Regions from separate parts of the Mus musculus genome. Here region 2 is linked to region 1. Evidence: chromatin loops called from intact Hi-C (ENCODE). Cell type or tissue: heart. All regions are shown on one strand. Each heading gives the region's core, and the rest is flanking DNA. Links, peaks and the distances in the headings are about the cores only.

Evidence for each region. Hi-C counts contacts between places; a loop is a spot of excess contacts. Peaks named below come from ENCODE experiments on the same cell type or tissue, not always from the same donor. Only the 100,000 strongest peaks of a DNase experiment are listed, where the experiment ranks them.
Region 2: it touches region 1 in a loop (2.9-fold over the local background); 2 of 42 quality-filtered maps call a loop at or near these places.

Annotation. Positions count from the first base shown.
Region 1 is chr1:50,694,266-50,699,660 of GRCm38, reverse strand. No RefSeq gene overlaps it. Among named protein-coding and RNA genes, the nearest start is that of Gm28321, 120 kb to the left of the region's middle. In heart, for the core only: no CTCF peak of the experiment used is centred there; a DNase peak (open chromatin) is centred at 2,540.
Region 2 is chr1:50,629,367-50,634,761 of GRCm38, reverse strand. No RefSeq gene overlaps it. Among named protein-coding and RNA genes, the nearest start is that of Gm28321, 180 kb to the left of the region's middle. In heart, for the core only: no CTCF peak of the experiment used is centred there; no DNase peak of the experiment used is centred there.

The DNA.
Region 1 (5,395 bases), core at 336-5,335:
AAATAAGCCAGGCCATCTAATATATGTTATTTGTCTGGTTAGTCCTGAGTTTTCTTTGTCCACACTTGCAGGCAGGGGAAGCTCTTCTTTATTTGAGCTTTAGGATATTAACCATGGTTATCTTTAACACCAGGTAAATTTAAAAATAAATTCTGAATTTCATGTAAATTTTAATAGAGAGACTAAAGTACATTTTTTATTCAATCTGGAATCTAGACATGTCTTTTAGATATATTCAGAGAGTTAGAGTCTATGGTGCTAAGATTTTATAATGTTAAACACGAAATAGCTTCTAATGAACTTCATTTACATATTATGTAGTTAGGTCACATTAAACGACATTACTAGAAAGATCCCCAAACAACTCATTGCTGACTTTTTTTTTTTTTTTCCTGAGACAGGGTTTCTCTGTGTAGCCCTGGCTGTCCTGGAACTCACTCTGTAGATCAGGCTAGCCTCGAACTCAGAAATCTGCCTGCCTCTGCCTCCTAAGTGCTGAGATTAAAGGCATGCACCACCACCCCCAGCCATTGCTGACTTACATTGCTTTAAACATGGTAAAAATGATGTAGTTCATAAAAAAGTGATAACAGAATAATATAACAAAAAGGTTTTTTTCCTCAATATTAAGATAAAGGATACTTATAGGAAATTTTCTGTTCACTGAATTAGAGATTGTATAAATACAGATTAGATTTGACATTTGGGATTAGCTACTAGAATGCTGAGAATAAAAGTTGTAATCCTTTTCTCTTGTGAATTTTGTGCCCTAGTTGCATCTGTATTTTATTGTATTGTTTCTATTTGATTTCTCCTATTTCTTTTAAATTTATTGTAGATACTTTTGTAATGGTCATATAGTATAAGCAACTTAAAATCATCTCTTGAAATATGACCACACAAATCAAACTAAATAAATGACTTAGTGTTATGATATTTTCAATTAAACTAACAATGTTTTATAGAATTTCTAGTTATTTACCATAAATTTAAATATATTTATTTAAAAAAAATATGTACTGTGTTACCAAAGATTCAATACAGTTCTTCAAAAGTACTTACTGCCATCATTTGTCTCAGTTTTACTGTTAGAGAACTTTTGTTGTCAAGGTTTTTATGTGCTTTCAAGAGTGTAATGGAATAGCTCTTTTAAAATCGTGATGAGATTGTTAAAAATTCACTTATGATCAAGAATAGCTTTATTGTTTAGACTCTGATAATACATACTCAATACATATTATATAACTGCACCCCTCCCCCAATGCTTATTTCTGAATACTCTGGGCCTTTGGGTAGAAAGATTCCTCCTAAATTCTTGTAAACATATGCCTCATTCCTCCCAGATGAGGATACTCCCATGATGGGAAAGGTGGAGATTACACTTAAACAGTTTTAATGTAGGAGAAAATTTATAAGGGAGTTGTAGTATGTAGGTGCATACTGTAATAACGAAGTATTTGCATAGTTGACTGCAGCCTTTATTAAGCAAGGTGAAGAATGCCAGGCAGCTCCACATAATGGATGTGGGCGAACAAGTCACATACTCCATAGTAATGGAACACATTAATAAAGTTTTCACAGTATGTGTCCTTCATGCAGTCTGTGGTGACAAATATCCATGCCTTTATAAACTGCATGGTATTACATTGCTGAGACCTCTGGGACTTGCCTGCCAATGTACTGTCTATCATTTATTTCCTGCTGTAGTGTGTATGCTTTGAGTGATCTTAGAGGAAGGTCACAGCCTGTGAAGTTTTCTTACCAAACATTTTTTTCCTCTGTCTGGGTTTTGAGTTGTTTGCGTTTAAGGTTTATTGTACTTCATTTTAGTGAATGTTCCAAGGAGATTCAGGGTAAGTCTTAGTACCAAAGTCGTCCATCAACTGTTTGCTCTGTTGCTCTTGTGGGGCCCCCCAGCTCCTAGTTCTATAAATAATCGCTGAAACACTGCTTCAACAGGTTTATTGCCTTTACTTTTATCTTGTGCTACTTTTAAAGTTCTTGATAAAAAAGAAAGCTTGTCTCAGACTCTCCTTTAATGCTATTGGCTACAATTGGGTATTCTGTGTTAATGCTCCTGTTAAGACTTGTCCCTACCCCAGTCCTGATCAGAGCTCTTACCCAGGCCCACTCATTAAACTTAAGCTGGTAACTGATAGCTAACTGGTGCCTCACCCAAGATTGCTATACCATGATCTCACCACATGAAATAACCTTGTCTATTTCCAGTTGAATAAGAACGTGAAATTGTCTTTATTTTTTATTTCCAAGATGGTGTTAAACACTGAACCTTTACAGACAGATGGAAACGTCACTCATCATCCCAGGTCTTAATGGTGAGACTGAAAAAGTATATACATGAGGGAGGGAACTCTGCTTTTTCCAGAAAAGATAAACCTATGTGTGTCTATCTAAGGCACACATTTGCAGCAGTGTGACATAGCAGTGGACACTAATAGCAGCTCCTGTGTAGCTTTTCATTCTCTGCAGTATCATTGCCAGTGTGGTATTTTTAGCACCTCACAAAACTGGCATGCTGAGCATCTGTCGCTCCTACTTCACTATCTCTTGGACTGGCTTGCTTTGAAGCAGGTGGGTGCTAGTACAGAACTGAGTAGCAACCAGATCCAGACCAATGCCTCCACTGCTGCCCCACCTCCTATGCTGATATGCACAGGTTTGCTAGCATGTGAAATTGAGCAAAGAAGTAGAAACAAGTATGTCTTATGCATCTTGGCTAGTTTTGAAGTCTTTTGGCTATGAAATATTTAATTTAGGAGAAAGATAACATAGTTAAGTTCTTTATAAGACCCATGTGTTATTGTGTCTTTGAGGCTTTTCTTTGTGTGAAGGCAGGGAATCTGGGTGCCATGAGGCTAGACTACAGTACTTGTGAAGAGAAATCATTTTAAGACCTCAAAATATGAATTCTGAATTATAAGGTTTTATATGTATATTGTGCTTTATACAATATTGTTCTTACTTTCAAAATATTTTTTATTCATTACATTAAAAATGAAGAGTTGTGGAGCCTAGTCCTTATGGATACACTCCTTAACCTAAAAACTCAGGGATCACTGCAGAACAAGGACCAGAAAGATTGTAAGAGCTAGATCTCTGGAGTGTGCTATGAGATGATGTCTCCTAGCAATGCTATAATCTATACATCCACAAAAATCATAAAATCATTGCTTAAACATGAGTTTAAGGATGACAGGACTAGTCATGTTAACATGGATGGAGGAATCTACAACAGAAGAGTACAGCTATGGAGAGAGCAGGAGAAATAATCTTCCCAAGGAAAAAGCCCCGCCCCCCACATAACTGGTTATATAATACCCATTGGTCAGTCTTGAAAGCATATATATTTGAGTACCATAATACAAATGGAGCATAGTTGTGTATTTATATGCAACACTATGTATGTAACAATAATTAAAGAAAAATGAGGCCATGAATTTGAAAGAATAAGGAATAGGGGGTGCTTGGGAGAGTTCAGAGAGAGAAAAATAAATGGGAAAATGATGTAATTATAATAATATCAAAAATTAAAAATAAATACTAAAAATAATTAATCTGAATTAAAATAGAAAAACAAAACAGAATGAATATAGATGAGACATCCATGCACCCAGTAGTTAACTAAACTGTGAAACTGTATTTGATCTACAACTATCATGTTCCTGTCAACTTGTTTATGTGAAAAAAGTTCTTATCAGTTGACATATCTTATTCCATTTGCAATTTAAAAAGTACTGCATGTTATTAAAAAATGTATTATTACCATGTTAGGTTTGTCTTTCATAGAAACTCACTGTATCTTTTCCAGTCCTGTGGCTTATGTCATGTAGACACGAATATCTTAATGTTTAATTTAATGTTTTTAATGTTTGGTAGTATGAGGTATGCAAGTGATTAGGAAAGAGTAAAGAACAGAGAAGGATCCTTTGATTTTTGGCACATGTGCCTGACACTGAGCCCCTGTTGTAAGCCTAGCCTTTGCAGAAGGCTTCTGCTTCTTCACTTCCTGGGTTTCCAGATCTTGCCAATGGGTATCATCCCTCAGTAAGTCTTCTGGTTCTTGCTCTTCCTCTTATGTTGTCAGCTTCCCTAGTCTACATTTTCAGTCAAGCCAACATCTTTTCAATGAGCCCAGTTGTATGGAGCATAGCCACTGGAGAAGCTCCCTATTGCTGTGTCTGAATTTCAGCAGCTTTCCTCTCAAAACCATCCTTGTTCTGGTCGCCCTGAAGCTAAAAATTAATTGTTTATTTTATTTTATCTTACTTTATTATATTTTTACATTCCAGCTATTGACCTCCTATCAGTCCCCCACCCCACAGTTCCTCATCCCATTCTTTCTTCCCCATAACAGGGAGGGGGTGAGAGGGAAGGAGTGGGAGGGAAGGATGAGGGAGGATGGGTCCTCCCAGGCCCTTCCTTTTCCCTGGGGTCTCAAGTCTCTCGAGGATTCAGTGCTTCTTCTCTCACTGAGGCTAGGCAGTCCTCTGCTATCTATATGTTGGGAGCCTCAGACCAGTCCGTGTATGTTGCTGAGCTCCCTGGGGTCCCAGTTAGTTGAGACTGATGATCTTCCTACAATTTGGGTCAGATACCAAGACTGATAAGGTAGACAGTAGAGTGTGGAAAGTCTTGGCATAAAAAAGGCTGCTTGGAACAGTAGGGAAGACATCTCAAGCATGTTCAGAATAGTTTGGGAACAAAGGTTGGCTAGAGGTTTGCATTCCTTCTAAAGGCTGGCTCAGATAAGGGTCCTATTGCACAAAATGGTTTTCTGAGCTTTTGATTTTCACTAACAGATCCAGAGTTAGGAATGTGTAGGTTTTTACCAGTCTAGATGTGTATCTGGTGGGAATAGGGAAAGATGAGACATAGCAGCTGTCCATGGGCAAGTGTCAAAAAATGGAATCAGTTTCTTTATTACTCTTTCCATGGTAGGCACTCAGTAAATGTTTGATGATAAATAATTATACTTTTCATTAATGAATTACTTATGAGAACTTCATATTACAATGCTTGCAGTGAATCCAGAAGGATAGAAATTTTCTAATCCAATTTGTTTATACAAGTCCGGCTTTAGAGAAATCTAGAAGAATGTCATGCTAGACAACATCCTTTAGGGAATAGTCATGTAATTTTTAAACACAGCAATTATCACCTTGGTTCTTTTTACTTGTTTATTAATTAATCAAGATAAAGAAGGTGAAATTTCTAATTTTGTTGCAGTCAAGTCAGCATGAAGTTTCTGTTGAGTTAGTGTTATTATTATTCATGGATGACAGAAGTTTTAATTAAAGGATATGGTTAATGCAAAGAGGAAAAAAGTATGATCGATGCATACTCTATGTTGTTTCAATGTGTCCAGTTATGTGGT
Region 2 (5,395 bases), core at 312-5,311, 65 kb after region 1:
AGAAGAGTCGTGAGCTGTGACAATCCAATCCATATTGTATTTGCAAACCTGCATCCTGGTGAATGACTCATTCTAAAAGAAGAAGTAGATATTTTAATTTGTTAAATTATATCAGTGATTCCACTTAAGGAGTGATTGTGAGACCCTAGGAAATAGCTCCATTTTTTGTGGATATATTCCCAGAAGAAATGACTCAGAGAAAGGATTCAAATTCCGAGCTGCTGTTCTTTTAGCGATGGACTATTTTAGGTGTGTAAAAGTAATCTGGCCTCCTGGAGTTTATCTTTTATCTGGATGCCTGTCTCTTCAAACTTTCTGTCTGTTCTTTGTAAATTGAGATATTTATTGACGGTGATATTAGCTGTTAGGTGGTTGGATTTTATTGGCCTTCACTGTATAAAAAACAGTATACTTGATATCTTTGCTATACCTTAGTTGGTTTTACTCGTGGGGTTCCTGACACTTGGCCTATTGTGCCAAGAATGATGTGGTAATATCTTTTTTCTGTCTGTTCTGAATTTCAGGGCTCCAAGGTTGATATCAAAATTATAAAGCTATATTATGAGAGGAATATTATAAATGTATTCAATATTATACTATTTAACACTGTTTCTAAAAACCTTAAGTGAGTTCAGTCAACCTTTTCGTAAGAAGAATGAGAGTTAAAGATTCTGTTTTTCACAATTTTAAATTCTAACGAAATGAAAGGATCAGTTGCTTGATGATTTGTGAGGTGTTTGCTGTGAAGACTCTATGGCAGCTTAGGAACAGGGGCTGTTTTCAGGAGACATTGTTTTAACTCCTGGAGCCTGCCAGCAGCAAAGTCTAGGGCACTAAGCAGGACAGGCTTCCATTGTTGTTTTTGAATGTGCTCTTTTGATTGTAAAATCTCTTTGATTCATAGAAATTAAAATGATATAACATTCTAAACCTAACAGTATAGGGTAATTATTTACTGAACTGGAATGCATGCAGCCTGACTATTCCTGCAAGTACAAATCCAGGAACCTCTGCAATTGCTTGGCCTTCTCCTATGTCAATATCTACTTCACTAAATATAACAGGTTACTACAATTTGACAATTTATAATATTTGTGAGAAATATTTTGAACTTAAAAGATGATGAAATCATGTAGTTTCTTAAGTTAATTATAGAACCAATCTTAGAAGTAGAGCTTTTTGGGTTCCATGACATGGTCTGTATATCTTATTTTAGTACTATGTACCTATGAGGGGGTGGTAAGACACTGAACCCCATTGACATTCAGTCTCCCCACTTCTAAACTATTAAGAAAGGCAGATGATTTTTCCCTCACACATTTATCTGTAGCAGCTCCAAATACTTTCTATAGAATTCTGTAATTGTTTAATATTACATGAATTCCATAAGAGGGGAGACTATATAAGCCTCTCTGGTCATATCTGCTCATTCAGTTCAATTTGTCAGTCAATAAATCACATGTTCAAAATTTATTGTTTAGGTAAACATCATTTTACAAACTGAATATTTAAGTAAAGCAAAGCAAATCTTGGACATAGTGAAAGGTTTCAATCTCTTGGATCTAGCAAATGTTTATTGTTGAATTGAACTTGGATTGTCTGACTCACAATTCAAGCAAGGTTCAACTGAAAGCTGATATTCTGCAGCAGAGTTCTGGGGATGATTTCTGAGACTCTACATGAATAAACACATGTGAATGCTTAGTAATTCGCCAATACCAACACTTTCAACTATACTGGAGGTTTAGTAGAGCTTTCCACACTATAAGCATCTGCTTTTGTGCTTGAGAAGTACATAATGGTTGTTCTCACCAGCAGCCTCTGGCACCCACAGATTATTTCTCATTGTCTCTGAATGCTTGCAGTAATTACAAAGAAATTTTAGAGCCTCAGACAAAATACTTCTCTCATCTTATGCTTTATATAAAATTACTGTGGAGAAATAGATAAAGAAGGAAAATAGGGAAGAGCTGGAGGAGTAGTGTTCCCCAGGAAAGAGCATATCAACTGGATAACTAATACCAAGTGGTCAGCCTTCACAGCTTATATACATGTAACATAATACAGACTAAATAGGTTGCATTTATGTGTTTAGGAATATGTATATGTTGCTACATATATGCATACAACAATAATTAGTATAAAAAGATCATGAATAGGAGAAGGAACAAGGAGAGGTATATATATAAAGCTTACAATGAAGAAATAGAAGAAGGATAATATGTAATTGTATTATAAACTTAAAATAATAAAAGAACTGATTTTAGAAGATGTCAAAAAATTATAGAAGTTATAGCTCTTTGTTTTGTCTGGACATCTGGTCCATAGAAATGTCTGATTTAGTTAAATCTCTCAGATCATTTAGGACATTTCATTGATCTAATAGGGATACTCTCTTCAGCAATTAATGCTAGTATTGATTCTGTCTTTAATTACATTTCATATATTCAGTCCTTTCATGTCTATTAAGTAACAGGCTCCTATAGAAACACCGTATACTGGTAAATTTTTATGATCTTGAAAGCAGTATACTATTTTGAGTATATAATTATCATTGTTAATGATGTATTACTTATCATTCTAACAATTTATACATTGATATTTGTTATAACTCTATGATTCTAATGACAATGTGTTTATGTATGTATAGTTGACCCAATTTAGTTACATGTCTGATATTCCACAAAGTGTCTACTTTCTCCTCCAAAAATGGATCTAGATATTTCTGTACTATCATGAACAAGATTTAAGTGAATATATTCAAAAATATTTCCCATGATATTTCTTTAGGATGTGAAGACATGAATTGTCAGTGTTTGATGTTTCATCAGTACTTCACACTTAACTTTTTAATTATGCCAATAAAAAAGTTTAAAATAGAATAGACATGAGTAATTAAAGAAGATATGAATTTAATTGTAATTTTCAGTTCTAAATCTGTAATTAAATTTGTTTTGTGGTCTTTAATTGCATAAACCATTTTCAATAATGAAAGTAAAATTTAATGTGAAGCCTTACAGTTTCCATTCCAAAAAACCTATTTCTAATGAATACAGGTTCCTTGTGTTGTATAAATTTTGTTGTGGTTAATTTTGGTGTGTGACAATATTATTTAGTTGAAAGTTTTATAAGATTAGCAAAAATTGTATCACTTTTTATTTAACACCCTTTCACACTTCTGGTTGCTGCCATAATTAAGTATTTATTTACTTTTTTTGTCCTTTAAATTGCATGTGCTAAGATGTCAGTGAGAGTTGAGGCTCATGATGGTGATCTTGCAATAGGAGCATAAGCTTGTGGATCAGATTTTCACCATCTTCAGTCATATAGTGAGCTTGAGGTTAGTCTAGACTACTGGAGATCACATTGCAATTACTTTACATTGTTGAGTGTCAAATGCACTTATTTTAGACATTAGAAAGATCTTCTTCCAAAATATCTTTCAAATAGGCACATTTTATATTCATCTTTCTTTACATGTCTATTAACAGTAAAGGAGCTTACATGAGAGACTTTTACGAAGTAGTAATCTGAAATAATTTAGGAATACAATTAGGTATCTGTAGTTACTGTTTAGTGTCTCTGAAGTTATTTCATGCTTTTAGTTTGAAAATCTATTTTACCTTTCTGTGTACTGGTTTTCTAGTTTTGCCTGCTCCAATGAAGTATGAAATTCATACAGACACAATGCTTTATGTAGTATTACATGGACATCTTCTATTTCTCTAGATAGTGAGTCAGTTACCCAAGCACAGTTCAATCAATAGGTCATTGGTTTCCATGGAACTTTTTTGCTCAAAATCGCTTATGTGAAGTTCCTATAGTAACACAAACTTGGACCTTTGATTCATTGAACCTTTCTCTTTCCCATTGCTATTCCACATATTTGTCCTCTCGTATCTAGAGTATGTGTGTTCACACAAAATGTATTTTGCTTACAAGATTCACAGTGCCAAATTCTTATAAGAAATCAAACTGCAAGAATTGAGTGTGCTGCAAATTGAGTATGAAAGATATGCAAGTACCTCTTGGAAAAGTAAAACCATAGCAATCAAATCAAGGAAATAAGAGATACAAATAAAAATGATCATGAAATGCTCCAGGCACCACACCTCTATAAATAGTGAGGAGAGGCAGCTCATAAAACCAGTGCTGCTGCCACTGGTTTTATTTTGGAGCTAAATAGAAGTCATATGGCCTTGCAACCCAGATTCAGGTTATCCAACATGCAATATTCTAACATGCTAATGGTTTCATGATTTTTACAAATATAAACAGAAAAGAAAATCATAAACTGTTCAAATTCATTGATAGTAATATCAGATTTACCTAAATATTTACAAATATAGTAGAACTGGGTACAAATAAGGTAAGAAATTACTATTATGGAGTCAAGATAACCTAAGAAAATTCATTAATAATGAATTGGCATATTTGCAAGATTCTTGCCTTTCTACCATTTTGGAAAGAATGTGTATCTTTTTAAAATAAGTTTTTTACCCAGTCTGAAGGTTTCTTTATGAGTAAGGAAATAAACATAAATAAACTTACTCATTCAAATAAACCTATAAATAAACTTACCCATTTAAATAACTTGTGAAGGAATGCCTCTCTCAAACTAAGGGACATTTTTAGAGTTTCTTCTACTAGACAGCAACTTTATAAGGTCGTTCTATAGGCAACTATAAGAAATGTTAACACATCGATTAATTCAGGATAACAGCAAAATCAGAAAATGTTTTATCATATATTAGTCTCCTTTGTTCCAAAATGTAATGAAGATTGTCTCTATGTCAAGGAGATGAAAAGGACATATCACAGGGGAGGATTGTGCCCTGCTCCCTCCTAAACCAGCCACATCACCTTATCTGCCAGTATCCTTGGCAGCAGCACTGGTTTTATGAGCTGCCTCTCCTCACTATTTATAGAGGTGTGGTGCCTGGAGCATTTCATGATCATTTTTATTTGTATCAGTCAACCCTCATTAGCCTACTTTCCCAGGACAATAGAATTATAAAATCACTGTGTCAATCTGCCCTATCCTTTTCCACTAATAACTTCTGATCCCAGAGGCGAATTTCAACCAGCTCTGGCAGAATGACAAAGGACTTGCTGTCTCTGTGAGCACAAAGGCACACACAGGAAAGTATGGCAACCCACACACACTTACCGACCCATAACCCTCAGAAAGAGACAGGTTTAGGTAAAAGGCCTGCAGTGTGTAAATCAATTAGAAATATACTTCCTTGGTGAACTTGAAAGTAATCTAATTTAGTAATATGTATTTAACAGAAAGAGTCTGATAAAATATATTTAGTGAAATGCAGATCTTAAACCTTCCTCACATATTAATCTCCCAAAATAGTTTTTATTGGTTAATACATATAATATTTTT